Linked DNA regions of Mus musculus: regions 2 and 3 are each linked to region 1. A link is a loop called in an ENCODE intact Hi-C map of the cell type or tissue named here. Cell type or tissue: gastrocnemius. All regions are shown on one strand. Links, peaks and the distances in the headings refer to the core of each region. The heading gives the core; the rest is flanking DNA. Region 1 has its middle 89 kb from the start of Gm40241. Region 2 holds the start of Gm38545 (predicted gene, 38545). Region 3 overlaps Utp11 (UTP11 small subunit processome component).

Region 1 (10,476 bases), core at 2,784-7,783:
TCGGAAATGTAAGAAAAATTGGCCCATCTGTTTCTATATTATATCAGGATAGCAAGAAGCCACAGAACTTAACTGCAGGCAGCTCAATCATGTGTGACAATCTGGGAGAGAAGCAGGATGTGTGTGTGTGTGTGTGTGTCTGTGTGTGTGTGTGTGTGTGTGTGTCTGCACATGAGCAAGAGTTGCATGTATGATCACATATGTATAAGACATATGTGGCCAAGTATGTTGCTGGATGAGAATGCCCTTGCTTTGTGACCATATCTAAGTGAGCTGGTATTTTCAGGAGCGTGTATTTATGCACATCCATGTGCCCTTGCATTCAGGGCAGCAGGAACTTTGCTTGTCACCATGTGCCTATACCCATACTGTATGAACCCTGTGAGAAATCTCTTTCTTTCTTTCTTTCTTTCTTTCTTTCTTTCTTTCTTTCTTTCTTTCTTTCTTTCTTTCTTTCTTTCTTTCTTTCTTTCTTTCAATCAAATTCTTGCTGTCCATATATATTGAAAAACTGTCCCTCCTCACTCATTCAGACTCATCTGGGCTGAGCCAGTATGAATTCATCAGACCCCCAGGAGTACTTAAGAAGGTAGCCACCGTTTCCAGTCCTGGCTGGCGTGTGGTGCTTGTAGCCGTACCTCCTACCCTAAAAGGACAGCGCTTCCTCAACAAGCACCTTCCTATTGAGGTCTTTACAGCAACAGAGAGACCCTGCGTTTTCACGCTTGGACATGCTCAGGACATGGCACTGACCATAAGCTCAGCATGTCAAAACATGGCTCCTGCGACAGAACTAAACTATGGATTTCATTTCATTTCAACAAATTAAAAGTAAAATGTAGAGCTGGAGAGATGGCTCAGTCAGTCGAAGTGCCTGCTCCCAGAGCACAGGGACCTGAGTTTGAGTCTCCAGGAGCCATGTGAGAAGCCAGGAGTGATGGTGCATATATGTGATCACAGCACTGCGGAGCCAGGCTCAGGTGATTCCATGGGGATCTACGCCCAGCTAGGCTAGCTCAATCGATCAGTACCGAGCTCAGTGGGTGCCCTATCTCAAAACCACTAATAAATAGGTTGAAGAGTGATGAAGAAGCCACCTGATGTTGATTTTCCCACTCCGCAGGTACATGCATGCACACACACACAGCTACTTGTATACATGTACACACATATGGGTATTCATGAGCATGGCACACACACACACACACACACACACACACACACACACACACACACACGCAAATCTATACAGGGCTGGTGGATGTGATATTGAGCTGTTTTCATCTGGAACCTGCATTCCCCGCCTTCCTTTCCCTCCTGCATTCTCAAATCCCAGCCTGGTGCCTGACACTGGGAGGCTGTGAGCCGAACACCAGCTCTCGGAAGGCAAGCAGCCAGGGTGGGTCTTCAGGGACTCACGCTAATGAATAGAATAATAGAGATTGATACAATAAGTGAAAAAATAAATATTGTCTGTAGATAAATGAGTGCTTCTGAAATGTTGGAGAAATATCTTCCCTAAAGAGTTACATAATGTCTTTATAGAGGAGTTTATCTTAAGAGTTTATTAAAATTGCCTCTCTCTCTCTCTCCCCCTCCCCCTCTCTCTGCATTAGAAGGGGGCTTAGCATTTCCTGGCTTATTCCTAAGGCACACCATTCTCTTTCACCAGTGGATCCCCACTGGAGTTGAGCCATCTAGGATCTGTGCCCCCTCCTGCATGGTTCATGTCTCACCCTAAGTGAGTGGCTTTTGGCGATCGGTCTCTGAGAAGAGCCCAAGCCTTGGTGAGGTGACTCCCATAGCGTGGGTTGCAGGGACAACACAGACACCAGTTTCTCTGAAGAGTCTCTAGCATCCAGGAAGCTCTAGGAAGCTATTAATCATTGATATTAACATTAGTATTTAAACAATCATTTCCTCTGGTTAGAATCTGATGGCTGGCCAGTCAGTCAAGAGGAAATTCTTTTAAAAAGCTATTATCGATGACTTCATTTTTTTCCCCACTTTTAATAAGAAATTGTAAAGTCAAGACACAAGATGCTTTATACATAACTCAAACCCGAAAAGGTTTATGAACTGATGACTTCTGTATTTGTTTTTTTTAAAAACCACGGCTTCCTTTATTGAATGGAAGACCAGCGGGTAAAGTAGACAGAAATGGGGCTGCCAGGCCCCAGGGAAGACAAGCTCAATAGCCCTCTCTGCCATGCTGCTCTCGGACTCCGTGTCACCTATATCCTCTTCAATTCCTCCTCCCAGGGGAGCAGGTGACACATGCCCTTCATTTCTTAGTCACCCAAACTGTGCTGAGAACGCTGGTGGATCGCACTCAACGCACTCCCTCCTTCCCTGTCTGCGGCTTCCTTCTCTGTCTAACTTGTGATAGCCTAAGTTCTGGCTGGGGAGTTATCCCTGAAGCGTCTTCACCCGGGAGACCCTTGTGTCTCCCATTTGTGTCCCAGGAGACCCTTGTGTCTCCCATTTGTGTCCCAGGAGACCCTTGTGTCTCCCATCCCTCCTCCCAGAGCGTCTGAGCACCAAGAACATGGCTAGGCACTGCCTTTTTTTCTGCAGTTGACTGCAAGTCTAGGCATGTGGTAGACACTCAATAAATACTTGCAGAAGGAGTGGTTTTCAGAGCAAAGAGGAAAAGGTGTGGAGCCGGGAGGCGTGGCCAAAGACTCTGGGCAAAGCTCTACCGAACCTCTCAGAGCTTCGGTTTCCTCATCGGTAAAGTAGGTGTCCTCCCCAGTTTACACTGATGAAGACAGATTAATTACGATGTTCTTGATCGAGTCTGAAGGGATATGTGTGTGTGAAGACTGTTGTCATAATCGAGTGTGTGGCCCAAGTGAGCCTCTGGGCTCCCTTCTGGTGCTGAGCAACGGGGATGGATTCATTTGTAGAAAATATTTGCTAATTATTGTCTGGTTTGAATAATTATCTGGAGACCCTGGAAACAGCCCTTACCGCGGATCAAACTGTCACATCTGCAGCCGACCTTTAAGTAATCGGAGTGGGGGTAATTACAAAGGGCTGGTGTCTCTCTAAATATAGCTGTTCCCCAGCTAAAGGTCAACTCAAGGGAGCACAGTTTGATAATTGCAAGCAATTTGATAATGAATTGGGGCAAACACTCCCAGGGGTGCAGTCAGAGCTTTCCTGTTAAAAAAGACGAGGATGTGGGCAACTCGATGGGGAGGTCTTGGATTTCGGAGTCCTACTGGAAAACATCAAAAGTTCTGAGAATAAAGTGGTAACCACCCTGGCAAGGTGCTAAGCTTTGTAGATGGGTTGTGGGAGTGTATCCCTCACCCCAGGGTCATGGGCTGGAACCCTGGTCTTCAGAGTGTCTGTGTGGAGAGGGGTGGGGTCTATAACAGAGGAGGCCTCAGGGTAATTAAGCCACTGGGCACATTGCCTCAGAAGGGATTAACGCTGCTCTCATAGAGTTAGTTCCTGTGAAAATGGGGCTTATAAGAGCAAAGACTCCCCATGCGTGTGGCCTTTCCTGCATGTGTCTGTTTCCCTTCTCACTTCCTTCATGTTGTGACACCACCAAAGGGGTCTTCACTGGAGGTCAAACTGATGAGGCCAGTCAACCTTGGATATGCAGTATCTAAAATATTAGTTAAATAAACCCATTTTCTCTATAAAGTACCCCCAGGCAACAGGAAATGGATTAATTCCGATGGTAGCTATGGTGGTTCTTATGTTGGGATGAGTGTGTGTGTGTGTGTGTGTGTGTGTGTGTGTGTGTGTGTGTGCGCGTGTTGGGGGCTATATTCTCCATTACTAGGTTCTCAGAACCCTAAACTATGAGAGTCTTCACTGGTCTACTGTTGGTTTCCAAGCTGCCTGTCTCGGATCCACAGAGGAAATTTCTATCCTTTGGCTAAGACCACTGAACACAAACTTCAACAGATAAAGCTCAAAGGAGGACTTGGGTGTGACTCTTGGTCCAGTCCGGAGTCTCCGTGGGAGAGTCTGGACACTTCCTTCCTTGGGCTCAGTCTCCTTGTCTTATTGGTTTCCTCACGGAAACTGTGGTGCTTATGAGTTACTGTCCACACGCTCATAGCTAGAGCCAGTAAGGGAGCACACCTGAGTCACTTGGCAAACCTCAAAGAGTCAGTAAAGTCTTCAGATGGAGACGCTTGTGACAAACCATCCTTCTCTCTCCTTAGCTCCACTCTAAGCGCTGCCGGAGTGGGGCCCCGACATTTCCTGCAGCCCCCTTTTCTCTGCCCCCAACCAGTATTCACGATGAGAACTTTTGGAGGGAGATGGCCTGAAATGAAAAGAGAATAGGGAGATGAAGTTTAAGATGAGTGAGTGGGGGCAGGGAGATGGCACAGTGGTTGCGTGCTTGCCGCTCTTGCAATAGGACCCCAGTTCAGTTCCCAGCACCCACACTGGGAAGCGCAAAACCTCCTGTAACTTCAGCTCCAGGGGATCTGACACCTCTGGCTTCTGAAGGCGCCTGCACTCATGTACACAAACCCTCAAAGACATTCATGCATGTCTATAATCTAAAATGCAATAAAATCTTAAAAAATAAGGGTGATTGCCAAGCAAGATATGAGGCTTGGGAGTCAAGTCTCTCTTCCCTGTACTAAATTTATTGTTCTACTTTCTCTCATAGTCTGTGTCATCCCCAGTCTATAACTTCTGTCCAGAATAAAAAAATATCCCCCCACTGTGCCTGGAGTTTCAAAATCCTATCACTTACAGTACTTAGAAAAAGCCTTTCCCTTCCTTCTGGCTTAGCAGGATGCTCAGTAAGGATGAATGGCAATATTCTACTTGCCAGCAGGTGTCGCCACTGAGTACTCAGTGAGTTCAGGCATTCAACAGCTCAGGATTGCAACTGCCCGGTTTCCCATTAGGCATAGGTCCAACGGTGGACAAAGCAGCCTTCTGGGGCAAAGACTAAACACAAAGACTGTATGGCGTGCTGTCAGGCAGAGGTGAACACTATGAAGAGAGGACGGAAGCTGAGTGGAGGGTCAGGGCACTTTTAGACAGGGGAGTGTGAAAGATCTTAAGGCCATAGGGGATAAATGAGTAAGGCACGTTACCTGAAATTATTGGCTTTCTTTTTATCACAGAATTGAGGTTTTGCTTCTGAACGCTTATCTCATAGAGTTTGAGGGGTAGACACCAACTTCGTTCTTTAGGACGTTCTACCCACAAGGAAGAGCTGTTGTTCTGCATCCCTAAGCACGAGGAGAGAGATGGGGCTCTCTGCTAGGTCTTCCCAGATGCTCGCTGGCTTTCTGTTATTTCTGGGTCATACTAGACACGTGGACATCTCATGGCTCGTTCTTGGTTCCATTTGCTTGGGCATCTTCGTTCAGAGGGGCTGATAAAAATGAGTCTGCCCTGCTGTCTTCTGCCTTTCTGTTTTCTTGCCCTTAGCAAGGTGGAGGTAGGATTTCTCTGTCAACCTCCAGTGAGTGGGCTAGGAGTTCTGTCAGCCTAGACCCTTGTCAAGACCAGAGAACACTGCTTCCCTAAAGGCTTGCTGAGGCTCTTGCAACACAGAGGCAGGGAAATCTGCTGGCCATTTCTAGTTTTGCCTGACCCAAGCAAGCCCCTGAAGACCATAAACAAAATGCTGGCTCGCTCATAGTAGGGTGGGTGGTGAGGAGGGAAACCTGGGTGAAAAACCAATTTTGATAGATCTGTGCATTAAACATCACCCCTGCTTACCTGCTCAGCACACTCCCACCGTACACCCTACTTCTGCACATCTCCCAACTCTGTGGAGAACCCGTTGGGCACAGGGGCACCTGATGCCTATGTATTTGTACCCACCCACATGTTCAAACCCACGTTTGCCTCCTCCAGGGGAAGTGTGGTTTCTTCCTCTGAGTGTGGAGAGTAATTAAGTAGCTAGTTTTTCTTTCCACCCTAAGTGAACAGCAAAGGCTGCCAGGCAAGAGGCAAGAGGCAAGAGGAAGCATTCCGTTAGCTCCCAGCTGGCTCGGAAACACTTGTCTAAAAATACAGAGAAGAAGGAGTGTGAAGGGGTGTGTAGGAGGGTTGTCCCCACAGTCAGGACAACTGGGGCCATCATGGAATACATGCCCAAAATCTCTGTGCCCAGCGCTTCTTTTAACACAAGCTCTCTCCCACCCAGACGTTCCCAGCAAACTTTTCACGAATATGGGCAATCTTTCCCCGAAAGCCTTTGAAATGAAAAAAACAAAACAAAACAAAAACAAAGGAAGCTGTGTGATGGAGGCAGGGCATCAGAATACGGAGTGCCAGGCAGGCTGGACCAATTTGCTGTCTTCCCACCCTTGGCTCTCTGTGGTGGTCTCTTGACAGTTTGACTGGGAGGTGGGGGTGGGGGTGGGGAGAGGGCGGTGCCTGTGGGGCCTGGTGTGTCTGACATGCAATTAGGGCTCATTCGCCAGCTGACCGGTCAGCCTTCCCCTGTCCGGCTGCTTGGTAGTCAGTCATAGCTCCAAGTATAGAGGATGCTAATTGGACACCAAAGCCCAGACAGCTTCCCATCTGCCTGGCCTGGCCTTGCCCAGGGTCCAGCTTTCTTTCCTGCCCCTAGCTCTAATCTTAACTTGTTTTCTCTGGCACAGTACTCTAAAGTAGAAATGCTTAAAAAGCCCCTGAGAGAGCAGAGGCAAGGTCGTGGTTGGGAGTTAAGGAGTTGGGATTGGATATTGAGAGAGGAGAAGCCAAGAGATCATGGGATCATGTTGGTCCCAGCACTGAAGTGGGAGGTGAAGGCCCTTCTTTGCCTGACACTGCTCTCTTTAAGAGGAGGCAAAGCCCTTGGAGAGAGAACTTGCCACTCTGATCCTCAAACCCTGATGTACAAATTGTTCTGTTTTCTCCTAGGATGGTTGTGTTAGCAATTTCAGGGAGGTCACAGGGTCACAGTGAGTTAATACATGTGTCCTCTGGAGGGAAGCGGGCCCCCTTTCCCCAGACAGACAGCACGGGAAATGTCTGCACGTCCAGCGTCAGCATGGAGCTCCACCGCCTTGTCTCATGTGTACAAGGCTAGCCTGGATAATCCTAGAATGTTCCGATAATACTGGGTGCTCCAAAGAGTCCTGCAGATCTGGCTCTTCACTTCCTCTCTGGATTGGTGTCACCTATGCAGGTTCTTTTCTTGTGACTCTTCAGTTCCTGCAGTGCTCACGATGACTTCTAGTTCTCTGCCCCACTGGGATAAACTCAATGAGATAACTTGGGCCATGGAACACAGGCAGTAGTGACTGACTCCCAGTTTGGAATTGAGATTCAACTTATTTCTCAACTTATTTCTGTTATACCCAGTGAGGTGCTTTGAATATGCTTGGCCCATGGGAAGTGGCACTGTTAGGAGGTGTGGCCTTTTCTGAGAGGTGTGGCCTTATTGGAGGATGTATGCTACTGTGTAGGCGGGATTTAAAAGTGTCCTTCTGTCTGCCTTTGCAACAAGCTGTAGATCAGCTCCTTCTCCAGCACCATATCTGCCTGGACGCTGCCGTGCTTCCTGCCATGATGGTAATGAACTGAACCTCTGGAACTATATACCAGCCTCAAGTAAATGTTGTCCTTTATAAAAGTTGCCTTGGCTATGGTGTCTCTTCACAGCAATGAGACCCTAACTCAGACACCTAGCATGGGTTATAGACTATGCATGTTCCTGGCAGTCATGTGCTCTTAGTAAGAAACCCAAAATGAGCCAGGGAGGAAACCTGAGTCAAGGGGCTCAGACTGAGCCATCACAGCCCATGTAAACGCACTCTATATCATCCAAACCTAGATAGACCCATGGTTGAAAGAGTTTGAGAATGAGTGTGTGTTGTGGAGACAGAGACAGAGACCGAAAGGAAGGAAAAGAAGGAAGAAGAGGAGGAGGGAGAGAAGGAGGAAGAGGAGGAAGAAGAGGAGGAAGAGTAAAAGGAGGAGAAGGAGGAAGAGGAGAAGGAAGAAGAGGAGGAGGAGGAAGGGGAGGAGGAGGAAGAGGAGGAGGAAGAGGAGGAGGGGGAGGAGGAAGAGGAGGAGGAAGAGAAGGAGGAGGAAGAGGAAGAAGAGGAGGAGGAGGAAGAGGAGGAGGAAGAGGAGGAGGAGGAGGAGGAGGAGGAAGAGGAGGAGGAGGAAGAGGAGGAGGGGGAGGGGGAGGAGGAAGAGGAGGAGGAGGAAGAGGAGGAAGAGGAAAAGGAGGAGGAGGAAGGGGAGGAAGAAGAAGAGGAAGAGGAGAAGAGGAGAAGGAAGAAGAGGAGGAGGAAGAGGAGGAGGAAGAGGAGAAGGAAGAAGAGGAGGAGGAAGAAGAGGAGGAAGAGGAGGAGGAAGAGGAGGAGGGGGAGGAGGAAGAGGAGGAAAAGGAGGAGGAATAAGGAGAGTATTTTAGGAACTCTAAGAGAGGGATGTGGATGAGCACCTCTGGGTGTCCTGAAGACAAACTCCATAGAGAAACCATCACAACCTCACAGCAAGTACAGTATGGGGCGGGCCCCCATCTCACAGCAGGCCAGACACTGGCTGCTTTTCTCAGGTCAACCCAACCTCCAGAGGAGCCACACAACTCCAGAACGAGGCTGGAGAAATGAGCCGGAGCTGTTTTCAGAGCTGGGGGAAGAGTGCAGTGCGGGGAGTGGACGTAGCTATTTCTAGGGTAACATGCAGTGAAGTCTGTCAAGATGTAGCCAGGCAGAAGGAAAGACTCCAGCATGCCAAGGACATCCAGGATGGTTTTGGAATAGTTAAGACCCAAGTTGATTTGGAAGCCGGGGCAGCAGCTATATACACACTGCTGAGATAGATACAGGGAAGACTCTGGAATGAAGAAAGCGTTTCCTAATCAGTTTAAGCGAGTGCGAGCGACAGATGACTCCTCCCCAGGAGTCCGTGGTGCAGGGAGAATGGCTGTAATTGCAAGCACTTGGCAGGGAAATCAGGCGCCTGCCTCTAGTCCCTTAGGCTGCCTTCCCTGGGGACCCCAGTTCAGAGACCTTCCTATAGAGACTTGGCTCCCTGAGCTGAGACCAGCTGACCCTGTGCAGATGTTGACCACAGACTGTTTGCATATATTGTGGATTTTGGTTACGGGTTCCCTAATTGGCTGGTTTGTCATTTAAAATATTATGTACAGGGATTAGGATGTGTGTGGAATTTTGATTCCAGTTGTGTATGTGTGTGCGTGCGTGCACACACACACACACACTCAGGGGCAAGTCTTGTTCCAGGGAAATCTGCAAGATGTGCCATACATGGGGATCTCTCCAACATTCTAGGAGTGCCGGTGTCAGAGAGATTCATAGCAACTGAGTAGTCCTAGCTCGGCCACCAGTGTCAAAGGGGCATGGAGCAAATGTTATCAATGGATGGAGTGTCAGTTTCATTCTCTGTGAAATGGGGACAATAGGCACCTGTCTTGAAGACATGTGTGAGGAGCTAGTAGCATAATGCAGGTAGCAGCTTAGTCCCAAACCTGGCACATAAAATACAGTAGGAGCTATTAACATGACTTTTGTGTGTATATAAACATGTGTGTTAAGGCTACGGGACAACCTCAGGTGTTGTTCCTCTTATGCCACCTAAAATTAAAAAAAAATTTTTTTAACCTGGTCTCTCAGTAGCTGAGACCTCACCAAGTAAGCTACACTGGCCATCCCCGTGAACTCCAGGAATTCCACTCTCTCTGCGTCTTGAATTCTGGGATTCCAAGTGAGTACCACATGCCCGGCATTTCCCCCACAGGTTCTGGGGAATCCAACCTGGATCCTCATCTAGCTCCCCAGTCCTTAACATTATTTTAGTAAGTGCAGAGTACTTCCTGTGTATCTCTGTCAGCTGTTGCTATTGTAACATTAAACACACGCCTGGCTGTCTGCATGCCAGGCCCCCAAATCCTTTGTTAATCTCTATGCCTTCAGAACTGTTTTTTTGTTTGTTTTTGTTTTGAGGAGACAGAGTCTTGCTATGCGTTACAGCTGACCTTGAACGCAATTCCCCTGCCTCAGCTTCCCAAGCATTGGGGTTATAGTTATATGCCAGCAGGCACAGACCAAACTGCTTTAAAGCTGCACAGCTTGGTGCTTTGGGAGTTCAGCAGCTAAGCACTCAGCTACCTGACATTCAAGAAACTGAGCTTGAGAGTGGCATGTGCCTCGTAGGCCACATAGGTGTGAAGTTCCAGAGACAGGAGCCCACCCCATTCCCTCTGCATCCCTCACGCCCCACAGGCATAGTCAGTCTGGACTCATAGTCCAGAATGCTTCATTTCTCTCCTTCTTGTTTCTGCTGCTTTGCACATATCCCTTCTTCCTGGAATCCTCTGTCCACTGGACCAGGATACCTTCTTGAGCTCCCCGCACCCCAAGGAGCCATTGCTTTGGGGTTGGGTTTCTCTGTTGGAAGCCTTTAATCCAGTGATAAGCGGGTAAGGGGCTGTGACCTCCAGAACCCAGGCCTGGTCATATTCTTGCCTGTTATCCCAGCCGCATCTCTAAC
Region 2 (10,476 bases), core at 2,253-7,252, 520 kb after region 1:
GGGCGGCCCGCACCTGGAACACGGCAAGGCAGGCGGTGGCGGTACCGGCCGAGCTGACGACGGCGGCGGTGGCGGCGGTTTCCACGCCCGCCTGGTGCACCAAGGGGCGGCCCACGCGGGCGCGGCATGGGCACAAGGCGGCACAGCGCACCACTTGGGCCCCGCCATGTCGCCGTCGCCCGGGGCCGGCGGGGGTCACCAGCCCCAGCCGCTCGGGCTGTACGCTCAGGCGGCCTACCCCGGTGGCGGCGGCGGCGGCCTGGCCGGGATGCTGGCGGCGGGAGGCGGCGGCGCGGGACCCGGCCTGCACCACGCACTGCACGAGGACGGCCACGAGGCACAGCTGGAGCCGTCGCCACCACCGCACCTGGGCGCACACGGACACGCACACGGACATGCACACGCGGGCGGCCTGCACGCGGCGGCGGCGCACCTGCACCCGGGCGCGGGCGGTGGTGGCTCGTCGGTGGGCGAGCACTCGGACGAGGATGCTCCCAGCTCCGACGACCTGGAGCAGTTCGCCAAGCAGTTCAAGCAACGACGCATCAAGCTGGGCTTCACCCAGGCCGACGTGGGACTGGCGCTGGGCACCCTCTACGGTAACGTGTTCTCGCAGACCACCATCTGCCGTTTCGAGGCCCTGCAGCTGAGCTTCAAGAACATGTGCAAGCTCAAGCCGCTGCTCAACAAGTGGCTGGAGGAGACCGACTCGTCCAGCGGCAGCCCCACCAACCTGGACAAGATCGCGGCGCAGGGCCGCAAGCGCAAGAAGCGCACGTCCATCGAGGTGGGTGTCAAAGGCGCGCTCGAGAGCCACTTTCTCAAGTGTCCCAAGCCGTCTGCGCACGAGATCACCGGCCTGGCCGACAGCCTGCAACTGGAGAAGGAGGTGGTGCGTGTCTGGTTCTGCAACCGGCGGCAGAAGGAGAAGCGCATGACCCCCGCGGCCGGCGCGGGCCACCCGCCCATGGACGACGTTTATGCGCCTGGGGAGCTGGGGCCTGGCGGGGGCAGCGCGTCGCCACCTTCTGCGCCCCCGCCACCCCCGCCGGCCGCGCTGCACCACCACCACCACCACACACTGCCCGGCTCTGTGCAGTGACCCTGCGGACTGGGTTCCCCGCCGGCGCAGCGGTGCCTCCGGCGCGCAGTTAGCGCGCGCGGCCTGGACTCTTTTTGTTGTTTATTCGGTTTTGCTTTGGATTTTACAAAAAGGAAAAAAAAAAAAAAAAAAAAAAGCTCAGAAACTTTTAAACAAAACCAAACACCCGGGACCGACCCCTCTCTCCAGCGAGCGGCGAAAGGCGGCCGAGAGGCTGTGTCGCCCGAGTCCCGGGAGAGAGCAGCGGAAGATCCAGAATGCGCCAACTCACTCTGGGCGCCCTGTGCCCACTGCCTGCTCCCTATCCCCATCCCCTCGACGACCCCCGCCCCTGCCCCTGGGCTGTTCGGGGCCGGATCCCGGCAGCGGCCTCCCCACAGCGAAAGGTAACGCGGTGCGGGGTTAGGGATTCCCCGGGAGAATGGACGAAGAGAGGAGAGTCCCCAGCAGCTCTCCCGGGCGCGGACTCCCTGTAGCCTGCAGGTCACGGGTGGGGGCTGTCACTTTATTCTTTCCGCGCCTCTTCTCTCGCACCTGGACGCGCCCCACCCCCTCACCTTTTCTCCGGGCTTGGTTTTTTACGGTTTTTATTTATTCGTGGAGCCTCTCGGCTCCTGGGGTCCTTCTAACTCCGCCCGCGCCCTTAATTTAAATCGCTGTATGCTGTATTTATCGGGGCCCCAGAGGGGAGGCCGCGAGAGCCGCATCTGTGTATAAAAGCAGGAAATAGCCAAAGCTTTAATCTAGCCTAATTTATTTTCCCTTTCTCTTCCCCTCTCCTCCTTCAAGAACGCAAAACAAAAACAAAAAAAAAAAAACTAACAAAAAAATTTTTTTTGAGTGTTCATTTTTCGTTTCGTTTTACCCGAGCCCTCGGCTCGGTTCCTGGCCTAGCAGAGAGGGTCTGCGCTCCCACGCACACCCGGGTGGGAAGGGGCATCTCCACCCGCAAGACCGAGCACGCATCGCGGGCCACTGCTTCCCCGCCGGGCCTTGCCCCTCCTGGCCTTAACGAACGAAACTTGGAAAAGTTGGAACTATTTTTTAACTAGCTGTAGAAATAAACCCGTTCCCCCCAAGAACCTTGCGCCTGTTTCCCTACCGCTTCCCCCTGCTCTCTTTCCGGCCCCCGCGGGATGCGGGATGCTGGGGGAACCCTGGGGAGAAATTCTCCAAATTTGGGGTGAGGTGGGAACCATGTAAATATGTGAGATATGTACACACTGGCAGGGGGGGAAGAAACACTTTGTGCTTGGTTTTTATTTTTTGGTTTTCTGGGTTGTTCTCCCTCCCCATCCTAAAGGGTTTGTATGCCCGACTAAACCGAAAAAGATATTTTAATATGGTTTCCTAATTTCTGACCCATCTCTATTTATTTTCTGGATGTGTTTGGAGCTTCCCCCTTCACCATTTCTTCATCTGTTTGTTAAGGTTTCAGCTTAAATTTTGTTTTTATTTTTTATTATTTTCAGAACAATGTTTTGGTCCATTCTCTTTGTATCTTTATTGCAAAAAATAATAATAATGTAGACTGGGAAGTTCCCTTTATATTTATGTTATAGTAAATATTTTATTACTCACATAAACATGTACCCCAGGGCTGTGTCCTGTTCTCTTTACTGCTAGGGCTGGGCTTGATTTGCAGGAAGCGGTGAGAGTCCCCAGCCTGTTCCTCTCCTGAAGTTCTGGGCTCTGAAAGGAAGGGAAACACCAGCCTCCTTCTCGGTCAGTAACAGGACTGCCTGCCTGTTGCTTGCTTGGTCAGCAGTTGGGCACCTGGCCCAGGTACAACAGTCTAGCAAGAATCACATCCTGTTCCCATTGCCTTCAAAGACCAGACCAGGGCCTAGGATAGTAAAAACCCTTGATAACATGGAACCTGGGGTCAGCCATGAATCTGGATACAAGCTGACACTCTTCTCAGCCAAAGCAGCAGATCGCCTCTTCCTGGATTACCAGCCTTGCCTCCCGTGCCTGACACCCCAACCCCTAACTTTGATTTCACCTTGTGTCCCATGAACGGGGTCCAAGCCAAGTTTCAGAGTTATAGGGCAACTGGAAACCTAGTCAGGGGCTTCCTACCCCCAATTGGCTCCATCCAAACAAATGGTACCCAAGCCCACCTAGATACATTGGACTTCTGACAAGTTCGGTCTGAGGTCCATTCAGTAGTCCGGCAGAACTAAGTCCGCTTGGGAGGGAGTCTTGCCTATTTGCCTTGGGCAAAGCTAGCTCTGCTTTGCAAACTACCAGTCCCATACACTCTTAGTGGTGGAGGCATAGACTATGCTGCAGGAAAAGCTTGTCATAGCTCCTGGGTAGACAACTAAGAACAGCAGGGAGGGAGAGATGAGTTTGCTGTTGAAAGGGGGAAAACCAACATTCTGAGATGTTCTCAATGCTTCAGTGGCCACATCACTCAGAAAGTCTCCATACTGGGGACAGGTCTCAAGTTCAGCTCAAAACCCAAGGTAGCATCCAGTCAACATAATTTTTTTTTTCCCTTTAAAACATCCCTTCCTGTTTCTTCCATAGCACAGTTCTTTTCCCTTCTCAGGAAAAATACAAAGTTCTTACTCTGTGGAGCAAAGTTGAAGGCACTGTGGGTTCGGCTGGGGAGAAAGTTGTAGCCCAGGCGAACCTGCGTGCCTGGGAAGGCGCTCACGTCCAGGTCTTGGGAAGCCCTTGGCTCTAGCTAGTGGACTGGGTGATGCCCAGAGTCAGGTATTCCAGGACCCCCAAACCTGTGGTCTTTAGCTGGGCTGGCACATCAGTATAACATACAAAACTTTGATGCCGTCCCATATTCCTTCCTACCCCCTAGTTCTCCCACCCCTAGATTTGTCCCTGACTTGGGGAATGGGGCCGTCCCAATATGGAAGCAAATGAAACTTGGCTTTCCAGTCCCTGCCCTGCCAGCCCAGAGCCTCTGCAGGTTTTGAAACTGGGAAACTGGAAAGGCCTTTCACAGGCCTCTTCTCTCCAGTTGACACCAATTGATTGATTGATTTCCTAATTGTCTGCTTAATCTTGTACAAGAGGGTGGGCTTATTATTGAAGCAAGTCAACTCAAAAATAGCAAAACAATGCAGCCCCCCAAGAGCCAGCAGCAGCTGAGGGATAGAACAAAAAGAAAGAGGGGGAGGGAGAGGATCCTGCACTGCAAGGGTTTGGCTTAATGAGATACCAGCCTGGGATCTCTACCCTGCTTCAGGCAACCTAGGAACCCAAAGTCCTAACCCTTCCACAGAATAGTTGAAGAAAGGCACATCAGTTGTGGGCTTCTGGGTTTCTTGGATGTAGGTCTACCTGCCTGTGCCAGAGTTCCTCAGACTTCGGTCTGAGAAGTGCATCCTTCCATTGCAAACTTGGAACTTCTGAGGCCATCTCTCACCCTTGACACTCAAAGTTATTTCCTGTAATCACAGAGCAGGTCAGTAGAACTTGACTGGTTGCGTGAGAAAACATACCTGCTGATATTTGTGTCTTCTGCTGTGTGTGTGGGAATCCATGACTGGTCCCAGAGCCACATGGTACGGGGGAATCCATCTTATTACTGGGAATCTGATCTAGAGTATTTACAGGAGTAAGGGCCTCTTAGCGCTGGAAAAGGAAGGAAGGAAGGTAGCCATTGTGGTCGTTAAGGCAAACCCAGAAGGCACCCTGTCTTGAGCACCAAGCCCTTCTCCCTCATCTCCTGCCGCAGGTTATACAGGCTTCTGCGCTGCGCGGTATGAAGTCCAAGCCGTCACCCTTTTGTCCCTAGAATTCAACTCAGTGTCCACAGGTCTACCCGACTCCTAATCATAGCTCCCAGCTCGGAGCTACTTGGAAGTTCCTAGACAGGTTCTAGGTCTGCGTAAGAGAAAAAGCAAGGCAATGTGAGCCACCCAGGGCCAATCTTCTTCCTTCCTGAACTTTTCACAGTAGGACTTGAGCCCCAGAAAGGAGAATCACTTAGGCAGAGGGTGAAGTGGGAGGGGTAATCTAGCCCAGCTACCCCCAGAAGTTTAGCCAAGAGGATCTTCCCAGAGTTTCAGGTTAGAGGCAGCTTAGAGACACTTCAGTTCCTCACCCAGCGGTTAGTGTTTCTCAAGTCTCGAGGGCTTCCCTAGTGCCACTCAAGACTCCATGTGGGAGGACTGCCCTCTATTGGTCCCTGAGCTGGGACATGACACCCAGTCATCAAAATGACCTAATTGTTGCGCATGCCCTTCTCCCAAGTCAACTTCAAGGTGATGGCTGATGGTAGGCTTTGCTAGCCAGAGCAGAGGTGAGTTTCAGGCCCCAAAGGAGGCAATCCTGTTTCACACACAAATGTGCTGGTTTGTGGTCCCATCCCTTTCCCTCTTCCACCCTGCCCACTCACACAGCCATGCTCAGAAACCCACTACCACATGCTGCCTCTTTCATCTCTCCTGCCCACACACATCCCCACCTCTCCTCTCACCAGCTCAACAGCTTACACACACACACACACACACACACACACACACACACACACACAGACACAGACACAGAGCCTCACCTACACCACTGTTTGGCCACCCAGACCCAGCTTTCTGGTTGGTACTGAACTCTTGGGAGTCCAGGCACCTGACCCCCGTACTGTGTAACTAAACACATTACCATCTGCTGTCACATTTAGCCAGACCCTCTCCTTTCCAGGTTTCTAAGCATTCACCCCGCAAACCACTTTCTAAATCCATCCCTGTCCGACCATCATTGCCCCAGCTCCTCCCAGATCTCTCTCTCTCTCTCTCTCTGCTCCTTTCCGATAATTAAAGTTAGGCTGTGTGTTTGTATGTATGTGTGATCTTATTTTTTAAACACACACCCCCACACATACATATGCGTGTATATATACAAACACACACAGCAATTAGCTCCAGCCTCCACCGTCATGCTAGAACAGTAAAACCTCGTTATGCACAGGTCCCCATGCGCCCCTGTGATGAACCCAGATTCACCTAGTCATGGGCTCCTGATCTCTCTCTCTCTCTCTCTCTCTCTCTCTCTCTCTCTCTCTCTCACACACACACACACACACACACTCTAGCATTTCATGAAGTAATACCCACTGTATACTCCAAGAGTAGATAACCCACCCCCTGCTTCCCACTTCTCTTCAGAGAATCTTAATGGACTCTCCTCAAATGACCCAGGGCCCCGGAGCACTGTGCTTACAACCCTTCCCCTGCCCACCCCATCTCCATCCACACAGCAGTGGACACAGCTCCCTGCTGAGCCTGACCAGGGTGGGTCTGGGTTTTATTAGGCTGCAGAGACAGCACGGAGGCATATGGTCTCGTACACAAGAAATAATGTTCATGTTAAATCAGACCTCATGCATAACGCATGAGCCTGATCTCACATTATTTTGGGTGTTCGTCAAAATCAGTGTTCTTTCTTGTAAGGACTCCTGAAAAGAAGGGAAAAGAGCGTTGGCTAATTACACCCACAGCCCGGACCCAGGGATCCCAGAGCGCCCTGGGAGCCTCCTCTGCCCCACGTCACCCACCAGTGGGTCCTGTCCCTCTCTCCCACCCTATCTTCCCACATGGAAAGAGGGCTTGCCTCGGGTTTGTAGCAGGCATAAGGCCCCGTGTTATTTTTATTTCTTTTCTCTCGGCTCTCTGTCCCTGGAGGGTTCTGGGGAATAGCGGTGGCTCCGTTGCTCTCTCACACCCGATTCATTTGCCGTTTTATGAACTCCCGGTTGATTCATCGCCTCCCTAAGTCAATGACTCACTCCTGATGGCTTCTCAGAAATCCTTCTTGAAGGACTCCCGGTTATTCAGCTTTGAGCGGGAGCCTGAGCCGAGGTAGACCTGGACCTCGCACAGCACAGTCCCTGCTCCCTTGGCCTGGAGTCACCCTGCTTGGGTTTTTGCAGAAGCCGAGCTGGGGAGGACGGAGTACTCCCTCTATGCAGAAGCTGGGAGGACCTACCCAAGCTGGGAGGACCTACCCAAGCTGGGAGGACCTACCCAAGCATCCCAGCCTGTGGCAAAGCTCCCTTCGGCATCCGTGGATCACCTGCCGTCTATCCTCATCAAAGCTCCAAGAAACTTGCCGTGACTGGGGAGGCAGAGCACAGTTATGGGACCTGAACCGACAACTCACTCACGTTTCCATGCCTCAGTTTCCCGGTGTGACGCTAATGGCCGTTCTGTACTGTAGAGTTGTTTTGAGAATTAAGTGGGATAATGCTCAGAATACTTAGCATAAACGATGAATAAATCAAAATCGTTTTATTCTGAGGCCTGGGTTCAGAAGTTAGCATTCAAGGAAGGACACCATAAGGTGGTGTTCCTCTACCTCTGACCAGGGACCCCACTTTTTCCAAGGACACTTTTATATAATATACACCCATCACTCACCTTACACTTTATGTTGAGTGCCTTACACAATATAGCCCCATTTTATAAAAGAGGAAGCTGCAGCCAGGAGAGTGTTAGCTTAGTCAGGGCAGCAAGATTAGTAAATGCCAGCAATTGGAATAGAAGCCATTATATCTGACTCCTGAGCCCCAGTTTGTTTTATGCTAAGGCCAATGGCAAAATAGTAGTCAATGTTGAGTGTTTGTTCAAAGCAAGAAAAGGAAAGCCCCAGAACGCAGGCGTGGAAATCGGGAATCAAGGTTGTTAGAGCCAGCTAACTGGGTAAAATCTACGGCCCCCTCTCCACTACCCAGAATCAAATAAATCCCAGGAGGCTAAAGAAAGTTGGATAACTTGCCAAGTTAGGAAGATCAGGAAGTCCCCCTATTTGGCCCTCTCCAAGCCTCCACATCACTGAGCAAACACATTGTAGCCAAGGATGGAGACCTAACATCTGCCCAGGCATTCAGCCTCATGGTCCTATCCACTAGCCGTGAGTCTTACAGAAAGTTCCTTAAGTTCTCCATACCTCGGTTTCCTCTTCTGTAAGCCAGGATAAGAACAGCATCAGCCCCACAGAACTGCAGTGAGGACTTGACAGTTGAGAGGATATATAACATGAACACTCAGAGCCTCCCGCATCATGAGTACCATTAAATGTTAGCTGTAAAAAATAATTTTATATGTACAGTGTGTATTAATGCTGAGCTATTGCAGAAAAAAAATGTCAAGTGCTTCCCCTAACACTCCTGCCTTTCTAAAATGATTTCATTCATAAAACCACTCTAGGATAATTAGGTCTAAAATCCCCATCCCCATTCCACAGGTGAGGACACTGAGGCCCAAGGATGGTAAAGGCCTTTCTCAGAGGGACCCAGAAAATCAATGACAGGCGCAGTTCTTAAGCCTAGTGCCTAGTTCCAATTTGTGGCAAACCTGCTCCCCCAACCATGTCTTCTGAGGCTATAATACTAAGCCCTGTGTGGCAAGGCTTTGTGCTGGGCTCGCAGAAACAGCACCCAGACAGAGGCATTAAACTGAGCCAGGACGAGTGGATAGAGGTTTGCTCAGGAGTCCCTGGATCTGGGCCTGATCCCTGAGACAAGTCCCTGAACCCTCAGACCATATCCACTCACCCTTCCTGAATCCTGAACCTTTCCGCCTTTCCCACCCTGTTCAGGACGCTCCTCTAGCAGGCCGTGGCACACTTTTGACCCTAGCACAAAAGATTCAGTGCAGGGCTCACGGCCTCTAAACCCGATGGAGTCCCAAACTATGAGATTAAAAGTCTGACTGAAGCTTCCTTCAGGTCTCCGTGAGTAGTTTTACTGCAACCCTAGCCAGAGGTTAAGCAGAGGTTAACCAGCCTCAGACATTTGGGGTCACCAAATGGATCATTTGTCACCTTGGACCTCAAACTAGGAAGTAACCATTCCTCCATTCACTTATCCATCAGTCCGTTCTCCAGCCAGCTACTCCTCCATTCACCGAGCCACCCACCTTTGCATGCAGCCATTCACCTACCTACCTATTCAGCTACCCACCCATCATCTGCCATCCATTCATCCGATCTTCTTGCTTAACGAATGTCAAGAAGGCTGATGGCCTCTAACCTCCACGCTCTTCTAGCTTTGTCTCATTCCCTTCCTGCCCCTCAGCCATATAGGGTGTTTGAGAAAACGGTGTAGAAGGTAATGATGAAACCTGTTGTCATATCTACGAAGTTGTGTGAGTCCAAGTGCTGGAACTTTCCACACTCCCCTCCTCTCCCCAAAGAAGCTATAGTTGATACAGCCTGTGGCAAAAGTCTAGATGGCCTTAGTTCTCATTTCTTACCCCAGGAATGTCAAGTTCTGGGCTAAATGTAAGGGGTTTCAAAGGTCACTGGGAAGAAGCAGCCTAATAGCATAGCCTCTTTCAAGGCCAGCACTGGACTGCCTTTTTCTATCGAAAATGCCAGGCACCTCTAAACACCAGGGCCCTGCGGGGTGACGTTCTGTTTCCAGCCCTGTCAGTACCGGCATGCGCACTGGGAGCAAACCCCTGCGAACCCCATCACCTCAACTCCTACCCGTGCAATATGGGGGTCTTTGGCAGTTTTGAGGATGTCGCCTGCCCTCTAGCCTGGGTGGGCCTGCTTCTTTGACAATGGGGCTTCTCTGAGCAGCCCACACAAGAAGAAAGATAGGAGATGACGTGGTTGGTGTTCAGGGCCCTGAGGACTCAGCTCGAGCTGCTCAGCCCCCCTCCCCTGACACAAACAATCCTCAGTTACCTCCCCCTCCTGCTCCCCAGAATCTGGGCACAGCTGGAGCCTGCTATGCCCTAGCCACCCCATGAATCACCGCTCTATGGTCCACGGGGGAGTGGTCCAGGGAGCATCCTACGCTTGCTCGGGAGGAGTGAGGGCCAGAACTGCAGCCCTCAAGCAGGCAGTGTCCACAGAAACAATGGGGGCCTGTGGCTAACAGGCGGAATGCAGCTATTGTCCTGCCCTGGCCCCCAACCCCAAGGCCCCAGGTCCCCAGGCCAGGCGGCCTGGCGTGAATCAGTGCGTCAGACTCTCGTGTACCAGGGCTGGGCACACATGACCTGCTGCTTACCTTCTCTGGGTAAGCAGGAGGGTAGGCTGATGGGCCAGACCCCCACCTCTACAGCCAACCTCACAAAGGATCCTCCTGCACAGAATGAGAAGCGAGATGGGACCCACGGGAGTAAAGGCAACCTCCAACCTACCCATCCCTAGGATGCTTGAGACCAGCAGCTCTGAGACCCAAGCTATACATCACAGTGGGGAGGAGACCACATTAGAATAATGCAGGATTAGAGTGGGGTTGCTATAGCGACGTATTAGGGCAATACATCTAGGGAGCCCCAGCCCCTTGGTGATGTATGGCTCTGCTCAGCTGTGGGGAGCAGGGGGAGGGGACCTGTCCCGCCCCTCCAAGGGAGAGCAGACACCGAACACTCTTCATTGGAGGAGAGCATCTG
Region 3 (10,476 bases), core at 2,869-7,868, 530 kb after region 1:
TCTTGACGTTCCATGTATATTAATTCCATCTATGCATCGTGCGTGGGCATATGTGTTGAAGTGCATGTGTGCAGGGTGTATGTGTACATGTGTGTGCGTGTACATGCCCTGCGTCCTCACTCATTGCCTTTCCAGTTTATTCATTGAGTACAATACTTATACAACCCCCTCAAAGTCTTCTGGCTTTTTGTTGTTGTTTTTGTTTGGTTCACTTCAAGGCGGGTTCTTGCTACGTGACCCAGACCAGCCTTCAACCCAAGATTCTCCTGTTTCAGCCTCACAAATGCTGGGATAAAAGTGTGAGCCACCGGGCTGGTGAGATGGCTCAGTGGGTAAGAGCACCCGACTGCTCTTCCAAAGGTCCAGAGTTCAAATCCCAGCAACCACATGGTGGCTCACAACCATCTGTAATGGGATCTGACTCCCTCTTCTGGAGTGTCTGAAGACAGCTACAGTGTACTTACATATAATAAATAAATAAATTTAAAAAAAAAAAAAAAAAAAGTGTGAGCCACCATGCCAACTTTATCCCTTTTTATGTTTGAAAATAACACTGAGCCTGGCCTCCTGGATGAAACAAGATGTGTCCAGGAGACCCAGCCTCTGCCGCTGCCAGACCCAGACCAAAGCATGAGACCAAGTAGAAAGCCCGGCCTCGTCACTGGTGCTAGACCCCAGAGAAGTCAGGTCTTCTTCATTCCTGATTGAGAAGAACTCCCAGACATGATTCTCTCTCTCTCTCTCTCTCTCTCTCTCTCTCTCTCTCTCTCTCTCTCCCTCTCTCTCTCTCATTCAGCCCACGTGTGCTCCCTCCTCACAGTCAGCCGGACACACACGAATACATTCAGAATGCGTCCACTCTCACCCGTGGTGGAACAGAAGGCTGAAAGGAAGGTAGTGGGAGGGCAGAGTGTGTGCCCAGAGGGCAGTTCCTGGGGTCGGGTGGCAGGGTGCCCAGGGTACTGAGTGGGCAGGAGACCTCATGGCTTCCTCTCTTCTCTAGCCAGTGACCAAAGGTCAGCTCTGGCGGCTTGGCCACGTGCAGTCCACCCACAACCCTGGTCAGGTCATGTGAGACCAGGACTGAGGCTTTGTCAACACTCCATTGTCTCCCAGAGCCCAGCCTCTGTGTGTGGTAGGGGGAAAACCCTCTCCAGCCCAGGCGAGCTGGTGAATCTCCAGAGCCATAATAAGCTCCCAAAGAAATGCTTCCACTGGGGAGTCCTTCAAGCATGATGATGATGATGATGGTGGTGGTGGTGGTGATGATGATGATGATGTCATCGTCGATGCCCTACAGGACCCCATTCCTCTTTGAGACTTCACATGATCCTCAAGAAGTGGTGAGGAGGGCCCTCCCTTGGCATTGAGAGAGGGAGCAAAGGGAGGAAGGGCCTCCTTTCCTCTGTTCTCCTCGGGGCAGATATGCCATCATGTGACCCCAGCCCCCCCCCCACCTCACCCATTCCACAGATGCTCTGGGGGGAAAGAGAGAGCAAAGAAGGCTGAAATATGGCCCTGAAGGTCATCTTGCACGTCAGCATTGGGACGCGCCCCGGAGCCCCTTGTGTCCTGGCTCCCAGCCTGGACCACAACACAGGCCCCATTGACTCCTGTGTACCCTCTTTCCCAAGATGCCCACAAAGTCATGGGCTCATGGTTCCTAGCCACAGGCTCCTGAGCCCCCCAAGAAGGCCAGGGTTGGCGAGAACATAAACTGCACCTGCACAGGAGTCTCTCAAGTCCAGGCTGAAGGTCATGGCCAACCTTTAGGCTTTATCCTACCCAGTCTGAAATGGAGTCAAATGGAGACCCAGGTAGGGCACGTTCTCTGCCAGTTCTCTGCAATACAAAGTCCTATGTTTTCTTTAAAGCTAGCCCCTGACTCAGCCCTTACCACTGAAATGTAAGGCCAAACCACCCTGGTCCACTGTGTCTCTCTTACCAGGGGTGTCAGGTGAGGGAAGAGGGTTGTGCCTGGGGGAGGGGCTGGGGCTGAAGAGCTCCAGAAGGGGAGGGCTGGCCCTGCAGGATGACAGAGAGATGATTAAACCCACAGAGAAGATTGATAAGGGTGCTAAAAAGCTGCAAGTCTGCAAGGTGGGCTGGGGACAAATCTCATCTTGTCCTGGCAGTGCTCACAGTTTTGGGGGGCTGGGCCAGCCTGGCTGAGCTCATGACCCATACATACAAAGAACACTCCAGAACAGGAGGGACTAGGGGGCTAGAAGGCCACTTCCTGCTTCTCCCTCCTGGCCTCTGATGAAGGCTTCTGGAGCTCACCGAGGGACCCCTGCCCCCTTAACACCTGGGCAGTGCGTCCCTTCACCCACAGCATCTCTGCCTCAGCTCTCACTCTCGTTATTATTAGATGTGATTTACAGCGGAAGCGCTGAGTCAGACAAACCGAGATTTCCCCTAGACAGAGGCAGTGGGAGAGGAGAGTCCAGGGGAGGTGGGCAGGGTCCTCGGAGGGAGCCAGGAGCTGGGTATACCAGACTCCAACTTGTAGAATGAGCAGGGAGTTTATGTTGCTGTTTCTCCTACCTGCTCTAGGCCCAGGATCCTCACTTGGGACTCTTGGACATTCAGACCCCTTTTCTGACATCTCGCCTCACCTTTGAGCTTGTCTTGGTTGGCCTCCTTTCCTTTTACAAATTTAAGAGGAGAGCCTGGAAATGAGTCAGGACCTTGTGTCTTCAGAACGGCTCTGAAGGTGGTCCCGAGCTCCCAGAGATGGAGAGAAACAGCGGAAGGGCCCCGGCCACCCCACCCCCACTCTGCAAACAGAGACCCTAGCACCGAGTTCCGGGCAAGTGGGGGGTGTCCAAAGGCGCAACACCGCCTGCAGGAAAAGCCCACATTTCTGCTTTCACCTTGTGCAGAAGAGAGTGGTGGGCAGGTCGGTCTCTGCTCCCTGGGTCTCTGACTCCCTGGCAGGGAGGAACTGGGCATTGTTGCCAAAAATAAACGTTCCTTCTCCCGCTCCCTGGCTCCCGGCTCCCGCTCATTAGGATGCGTGGCGTTTGGCTGCGGTCCCACACCTTGCAGCTCATTATAAATATGCAGTCGCTGCTGGCGCTACCCCAATCATCTCTGCAATCAGAGCTTTTAATTAGGTTAATTAAATTGTATCAAATCTCGCAGGGACGCAGTTCACTGATGCTGATGAGGCAGCCAAAACAGACCCCGGCTCCTTGGCTAATGAAGGCCGCTGCCTGCCTGAGCAGCGAGGGGGCAGGAACGCATAATAAAGGGGTGCGTCCTCGGGGAGGAGCTGCTGCCCAGGCCCATGCTCTGGGGACCTAGGAAAGGATCTTCATCTAGCAAGTTGAGCTCTAGCGGCAGCAGTCTCCCAACCCCAGAGACTATCAGCCTCGCTGGAGAACCAACGATGCGGAGCATCAGGAACCCAGACAGGTGGGCAGTGTTAGGCCTAAGCACCTGCCACCCCAAACTACAGAGTAAACAGTGTCTTGATATCCACTGGCTCTATCTGGGAGCGCCTTACTTCTTCCACAGACTAGTTTAAAAAAAAAAAAAAAGGGGGGGGGTGCGCATGCGCACACGTGCCCGTACACACGCGAGGGGAGAGATGGGGGCGGGAGTGGGGGGGAGGAGGGAAGTTGTCCTGTCACTGCCTCCTTGGTTGTCTTATTAGCCTGTGAGGAGGCCAGGCTGAGGCTAGGAAGCCCATCCCACTGCTGGCCTAGTCTCCATCTGCCATGGAGGCCATCTGCCCCTGGCAGGGGGTAGTTTATAATGCTACCAGCCAAAGACAGGAGGGGGTGGCACCCCCTCCCCAGTCTCTACGTGCCAGATGGAGCCTGTGTTTTCCCACCTACCTCTCTACCTAAAGAGCCCTCTCTCAGGGAGAGACATTAGTCCCGGCCCTACAGGATCAAATTAGCTAAGGAAGAGAGCCGATTCCTCCCCACTCCGTCCCTCCTCACCCTGAGCTGACAGTCCCGCGCGTCCTGCACTCTACCACAGGCCATGGGAACCCATGCAAACCCGGAGCTGGAGGAACAGAAGGTCTTCCCCTAACTTTTAGCAAAATGGCAGGTGCTGCCACCTCTAGAGGGGTGGTCCCTGCCACTGCTCAGCCCTCTCCTCTGAACTCTTCAGTTCTCTGAGCAAAAGAAGGCCAAAGATGGGGACTTGTTCAGTGCTTTCAAGGTGAAGCTTGCCTGTTCTGTAGGAGCTGCTTTTTGCTTTTGGTTTGGTTTGGTTTTTGATTTTTGTTTGTTTGTTTGTGTTTTGGCTTTTGATTGTTTTTTTTTTTAAATAGAAAGGTTGTGTGGATGGGGTGTTATTTCCACTCAGTAATGTGAAAACTTGAAACCAACCCCCACCCCCACCATTTGTCACCTCAGAAAGAAGCCTTTGGGGGTAACAAAGAAAAATAAAAAGCTGTAAATTAGTCAGACTGGCTCAGGGCAAGGGAGGGGAGTACCCACCTGCCTCCAGGCACCAGGGTTTCGTTAACACTGGTGATCTGAGCGTGGCCATCAGGTGACAGACAATGAAGACCTGAGACGCCTTCCTTCCCACCTTCCTTAAATCCCCCAAAGCAGCAGCCCCCTGCCTAGATCCTCAGTTCTACTCCAGACTAGCCTCTACCTGCCGGGGACAGACTGCGGGACCTCCCAGCACCTGGGTGTTCCTCCTATGTCAGGATATGGCCATCGCCTTTTCTAGGACCATCAAGTCAGGCAGAGCAGATGGACAGGAGATGTAACTGAGACAAGACTTCCCAAAATGCCATACCAGAGGGCCTGGGGAGAGAAGGCAAAGCAGTTCCTTACTGGAGTCAGGAGCCGCGGGAGCGATGTTTCCTTTGGCCTGGCCTTCTAGGGGAGGCAGGCAGAAGTATGTACAACCAGGACTGCCTCTTCTGGGCTCCAGAGTCTCAGACTTGGGCTTTGGAAGGCTAAGGCTCTGGTCCAGGCTTTGCATATTCTAAGCCAGAGCTCTACCACCGAGTGATCCCCCAGGCCACAGACCTAAGCACACAGCCTCTATGCCTTTCCTTGTTACAACTGCACACGGTTGTTCCCGCATCCATTCTCTACAGGCCCAGAAGCCAGTGGGGACTGTGCCAGCAAGGAGGCCCCATGACCTGGCTGGCTAGAGAGTGCACCGTCTAACCCCAGAAGGCAGCTGCAAAAAGCCAAGAAACCTGCCAGCTCAGCCTCAGACAGCCCACCCCCAGCCCTCCGTTCATCGGCAGTTTGGGCCCAGGGTTCTCACCCCAGGCTCAGTACACCCTTCCCAGTGCTCTGTGCATGAGGCTTTGGGAACTGGCAAGCCAAGATAGCTTTGGGAGGAAGAGAGAGCCCAGAACCACACACCTACTCGCCTCATGGTTTCAAGTCCTGGCAGGCCCTGGCCTGGCAGGCCCTGGCCTAGCCGGCCTCCGCTGTCATGCCGAGCAAACAGTCTGCACACGGCTTTCCCCGATGAAGGACGTGCGGCTTTGGTTGTTCAGTGACCCACAGCCAGCAGCACCGGGAGACAGCAAGCCACAAGTCAACCTCTCAGAACTTCACAAAAGGAAAAACCCCTACCACATCCCGGTGGACCGATCACTGGGAAACCTGAGGCTTTGGGAAAGACCCTAATGGTCCCTACAGGATCCTCATTAAAAGTGAGAAAGCCACGATACATTCAAACTAAAAGGAAAGATCTTTTTCATGGAGTGCTCTTCCGTGGCATTAAATTCAATAAACAAATCCATACTCAGCATCTCTGGGGGACAAGGAGGTTCTGGGAGAAACTCGCTGTTAACCAGCCCAGCAGAGAGGCAGCAGCGCCACCTGCTGGGCTCTTTCCCACCCACCACTTTTCTTTTCTCTCTCTCTCTTTTTTTTTTTTTTTTTTTGGAGACAGGGTTTCTCTTCTCTGTGTAGCCCTGGCTGTCCTGGAATTCACTCTGTAGACCAGGCTTGCCTGAATTCAGAAATCTGCCTGCCTCTGCCTCCCAAGTGCTGGAACTAAAGGCATGCAGCATCACTGCCCAGCCAATTCTTTTCTTATATCAAAAAAATAAAACAAGGCCTTGACTCGGACCCTCAAATGTGGCTATAAGCTGACTGGTCTGGCCTCAGGGGCTCTCTCTTGGGAGGATCTGCAAGTTCTACAGGCTTCAGGTGGCTGCTGCTTTAAAGACTTATTTTAGCTTACGCCAACATGAACCAAACAGGGATACTGAGTCACAGAAACGCTCTCCACTTCCACATGCTGCCCCAGCCCTATGGCACAGCCAGTATGGTGTGCCACATCAACAGGCCAAACCACCCCAAGCCTAAGAAAGCGGTCACAAAGAAAACAAACTGTCTCCTGTTCCCAGCCAGTCTGTCGACCTGCCTAAAGGCTGTGGTCTACTCTAAGAATGCATGGGGCTGGAGCCTGGGATGGGTTAGTAACAAGGGACCACCAATCTCTCTCCCCTTAAGAACTCTTCACATGGTGGCTTATAACTGTAATTCCAACACTTGTGAGGAGGCAGAATAACAAAAGCTTGAAAGCAGCTCAGGCTAGCACGAAGCCACGTTAAAAAATAAAAGCAAGGGACTGGAGAGGTGGCTCAACAGTTAAGAGCACTTGCTACTCTTGCAAGAGAATCCTCGGGCCCCAGAGACAGCCACCAAGGATCTACCTAGTCTTGTTCCTCTGACTCTGACTACCTCCAGCCTGGAAACTACTTCAAACACATTGGGTGTTGTGGTCCCTTTGGACTGAGCACAAGCCCCTTCAAGCATCTCCGCTGGTGTGTGTGCGTGTGCCCAGAGGGAGGGTGCGTGGATGTGTCTATACCTGTTTCTGAAGCCCAAGCTGCTGCTGGCTCATGCATCTGTGAACATGAGAGCCCATGCAGCATTGTATACTTTGGTGTGGGTGGATGCTTTATGAGAAGGTGGTCACTCATACTCCCAATTCTCCCCAGCCTCCTACCCAGGAACTGCAAGAATCAGTGCGGTGATCCCTGGCTGCTTATTCTAGAACACTGCTTGGTCTGTTAATTCCTTAGCAGGTCCCATCTGACAACCCTACTCACCTTGCTCCTGCCAGTGTTAACCTACATCTCTCTTGTGGAACGGATACCCAGACCATTGGTATTAACTGAGCTCAGCACCTCCTCACAGATTGGAGTTCGGCCTGGGAAAGCTTCTTTTCTAAAGGCAAAAACTAGCTTCTGTTCTCTGGAGTCTTATTTTCAGGACTCCCAGATCTGAATCCCACAGTATACATTCTGAGAAAAAAAAGACTTCCCACCAAGGCTTCATACAGGAACCCAGTAGCCATGTCACTTACTAATACTTTAAAACAAACAAACAAACAAAAAATAATTCTGGGCCTGGAGAAATGGCTATCAACTGGCACCTCTTCCAGAGGACCTGGATTCAATTCCCAGGTTCCACACGAATCAACTACAACTTCTTTCATGGGATCCTATACTCTCTTCTGGCCCCTGTAGGCAGAAATGTATGTGGTGCAAAGACAAAGCCCTCATCTACACATTTAAAAAAGAAAATCTATCAGCCCAATGTAGCTGTTCCTTCCCAGAACTCGGGATGTGAACAAGGCTCCTAGAATCCTGGTCTCAGTTCTTCCACATCTTCCTTTAGCATGCTCAGTCCTGTTCTGACTGGCCATGGCCTACCTTCCCTATATAAGGGCAAGGAAGGGAAGGGTGGGACCTAGGAAGAGGCTAAGAATCAGCTCCATATAGCCTGGAGTCTGTATTCTCAGATGAAGTCATTTATGACCTTGGAATCAGCAACTAGCGGCAGGAACAGAGCCAGCCCTAGTGTCCTGATGTGAGCTTCCTGAACAGACAGGAGCCCTATGAGGTCCTAATTCTAAGTGTGTTTATTTCTACATGCAAGGAGGGAGAGATGAACTCTTAGACAACTTATGAAGCCACTCAAATAAATAATAAGATGAAGATCCCTCTCCCATCTATACAAAACATTTAATTCTTAAGACAGATTGCTCAGCCAGGTGTTTTTGGCGTGTCTGTAATTCCAGCCAGAACAATCAAGTTCAAAGTCATCCTTAGCTACACAGCAAATTTTAGGTCAGCCAGGGCACAATGAGATCCCATCTCAAAAAACAAACAAAACTTCCGGTTCAGCTGCTGAGCAAACATAAGAATTTAACTTTGACTCCCAGAATCCACATTTTTGTTGTTTTTGTTTTGTTTATTGGAGACAGGGTTTCTCTGCGTAGCCCAGGCTGTCCTGGAACTCAACTCTGTAGACCAGGCTAGCACTGACCTGCTTACTCCTGCCTCCCAAGTGCTGGGGTTAAAGATGTGTCCCACCACTGCCCAGCTCTAGAACCCACACCTTAAAAGCCAAGCGTGGGAGCTGAAAGGATGGCTCAGCAGGTGAGAGTGCTTGCCTCCAAGCCTGACAACCAGGTTTGAGTTCTGGAACCTCACAGTGGAAGGAAGAAGAACCAAATCTAAGTTGTCATCTGACTTGCAATCCCAGCACTTGGGAGGCAGAGACAGATGGGTCCCTGAGGCTCACAGGCAGGCGACCTCATCAGTGAGCTGGAGACCAGTGAGACAGTGTATGAAAACAAGGTGGACTTACTCTAGGGGATGACTCTGCGGCAGCCCCATGGCCTCCACACAAACCACTGCACGTGCGCGCGCGCGCGCGCGCGCGCGCACACACACACACACACACACACACACACACACACACACACACACACAAGGATTTTACTTTCTACTATGCTTTTATATTACTTTTGAAAAATTCAATAATGTTATAAAAATAGAATAGAGCTAATGAGTTAATTAAAAATTAGAATGTAAAATTTACTATAAGGAGAATGACAAAACATAAACAAAAACCGATGTATAGCTCTCCCAAATGGTGAACATAAACCTGCCCTTCACAGCTGCTCGCATCAGTAGCCCTAGCTCCTGCTAGGGATAAATACACTGTTCTTCAATACTGAGAAGGAAATGTGTTCATCTATTTTCTACTTTGTTATAGGAGATTATATAACTCTCCGAGGGACAAATGAGTATTATATGTATGAGATTCAATCATCAACACAGAAATAATGATTCTAGGAAGGGACTTTACTCATTTTCCTTCTTTCTTTCTTTCTTTCTTTCTTTCTTTCTTTCTTTCTTTCTTTCTTTCTTCTTTCTTTTTGGTTTTTGGAGACAGGGTTTCTCTGTATACCCCTGGCTGTCCTGGAACTCACTCTGTAGACCAGGCTGGCCTCGAACTCAGAAATCCGCCTGCCTCTGCCTCCCGAGTGCTGGGACCACTGCCTGGCTGCTTTACTATTTTCATAGAAAGACATCAAGTCTCAGGTCGAAAATAAGTCATGATTACAAAACAGGAAGACCAAGCCATTTGAATTAATAAAATCTGAAGTTATTACAAAAGACAGGAGGAAAAGATAATAATTCTTTTCGATACAGAATGCTGAGGCTTAATTTTAACCCATCAACGTTTTCGGCGAGTCTGGAATCTGTAAATAGCTGGGGAGTTCACTGTTTCTTTCTTCACCTTCACCTTCTGAGTTTTATCCTACAAGAGGAAAAAGGTGACCAGTAAACATAAACAGGCTTCGTAAGCAGCAAAGGCTTTAGTAACCTGCCTAAGGGGCAGCCCGACACAGCCCTTCTCCAAGCTCAGAAGAGCCTTAGGCACCCACCCTGTATGGAGCCACCTAACCTCTCTGGAAGCCCAAAGAATGCCACCAGCTGGGGACAGTCTTTGGGAAAACTGAGGAGAGAGCAGCTCAAGTAATTATTTTGTTTAAATTATAAATTTAATTCTCTCTCAGAACCCCAGTTGAGAAAGGCCAACCTAAATGATCTTCAAGGCTGGAGAATTTGACATTTAGAGGAGCGGTGATTCGAAAGAGCTTCTTAAATTCCTTAGCTCTGCTATTTAACTGCACAGTGTTGTCTATTTTTAAACACCAGTGAGTGGCATGCACTGTTTTGTTAACCTGTTTAAATGTTACGGGAGCGGCTCATAAGCTATAAAGTCCATATGCTACCTGATCCTACCCTTTGCTGCTCCAAAGCACCGACTAATAACCCCCTTATTACCTTCTTAATCAAGGAGCACTTCAACAGTGTCAGAGCAATAGACACTGGCTCCAACCACTGCCCCCAAGGAGCAGACATTTCACTGGTGTTGATTTACACACAGCCTAGACCCAGTCTCAGTTAAGACCTTTACAAGAAAAAAGAAAGAAAAGAAGAAGAGAAGGCTCAAGGCTCCCTCCCCTTACCATGAGGTCTTTGCGTGTCTGGATTTTCTGGGCAACAACGAACAGCTGCTTCTCCCGCTCGATGCGCTGCGTCAAACAGTCATACTGCTTCTGTCGTTCCTTGGCTATCCGCTGCAGAAGGAACACTTATTCTCAGTAAAACAAGGCAAAAATGTGTGAGATCCTGGTTCCTGAGTCCAATTGCATCAATGGTGC

What was found. Peaks named below come from ENCODE experiments on the same cell type or tissue, not always from the same donor. Only the 100,000 strongest peaks of a DNase experiment are listed, where the experiment ranks them.
Region 2: a loop joins it to region 1, with 9 times the contacts of the local background. A loop is called at or near these places in 19 of 42 quality-filtered maps.
Region 3: a loop joins it to region 1, with 35 times the contacts of the local background. A loop is called at or near these places in 17 of 42 quality-filtered maps.

The regions. Positions count from the first base shown.
Region 1 is chr4:124,137,428-124,147,903 of GRCm38, forward strand. No RefSeq gene overlaps it. Among named protein-coding and RNA genes, the nearest start is that of Gm40241, 89 kb to the left of the region's middle. In gastrocnemius, for the core only: no CTCF peak of the experiment used is centred there; a DNase peak (open chromatin) is centred at 4,824.
Region 2 is chr4:124,657,955-124,668,430 of GRCm38, forward strand. It overlaps Pou3f1 (POU domain, class 3, transcription factor 1), which reads left to right. Exons shown (of 1, transcript NM_011141.2): 1 at 1-2,701. The coding sequence ends at 1,102. It overlaps Gm38545 (predicted gene, 38545), which reads right to left and starts at 10,238. Exons shown (of 4, transcript NR_168615.1): 1 at 10,089-10,238; 2 at 8,015-8,149; 3 at 6,680-7,279; 4 at 6,340-6,524. In gastrocnemius, for the core only: a CTCF peak has its summit at 5,251 (motif pointing left); no DNase peak of the experiment used is centred there; H3K4me3 peaks cover 77 bases.
Region 3 is chr4:124,669,421-124,679,896 of GRCm38, forward strand. It overlaps Utp11 (UTP11 small subunit processome component), which reads right to left. Exons shown (of 8, transcript NM_026031.3): 7 at 10,282-10,392; 8 at 9,344-9,566. The coding sequence ends at 9,483. Among named protein-coding and RNA genes, the nearest start is that of Gm38545, 6.5 kb to the left of the region's middle. In gastrocnemius, for the core only: a CTCF peak has its summit at 5,817 (motif pointing left); DNase peaks (open chromatin) are centred at 3,042, 3,748, 4,620, 5,158 and 2 more places.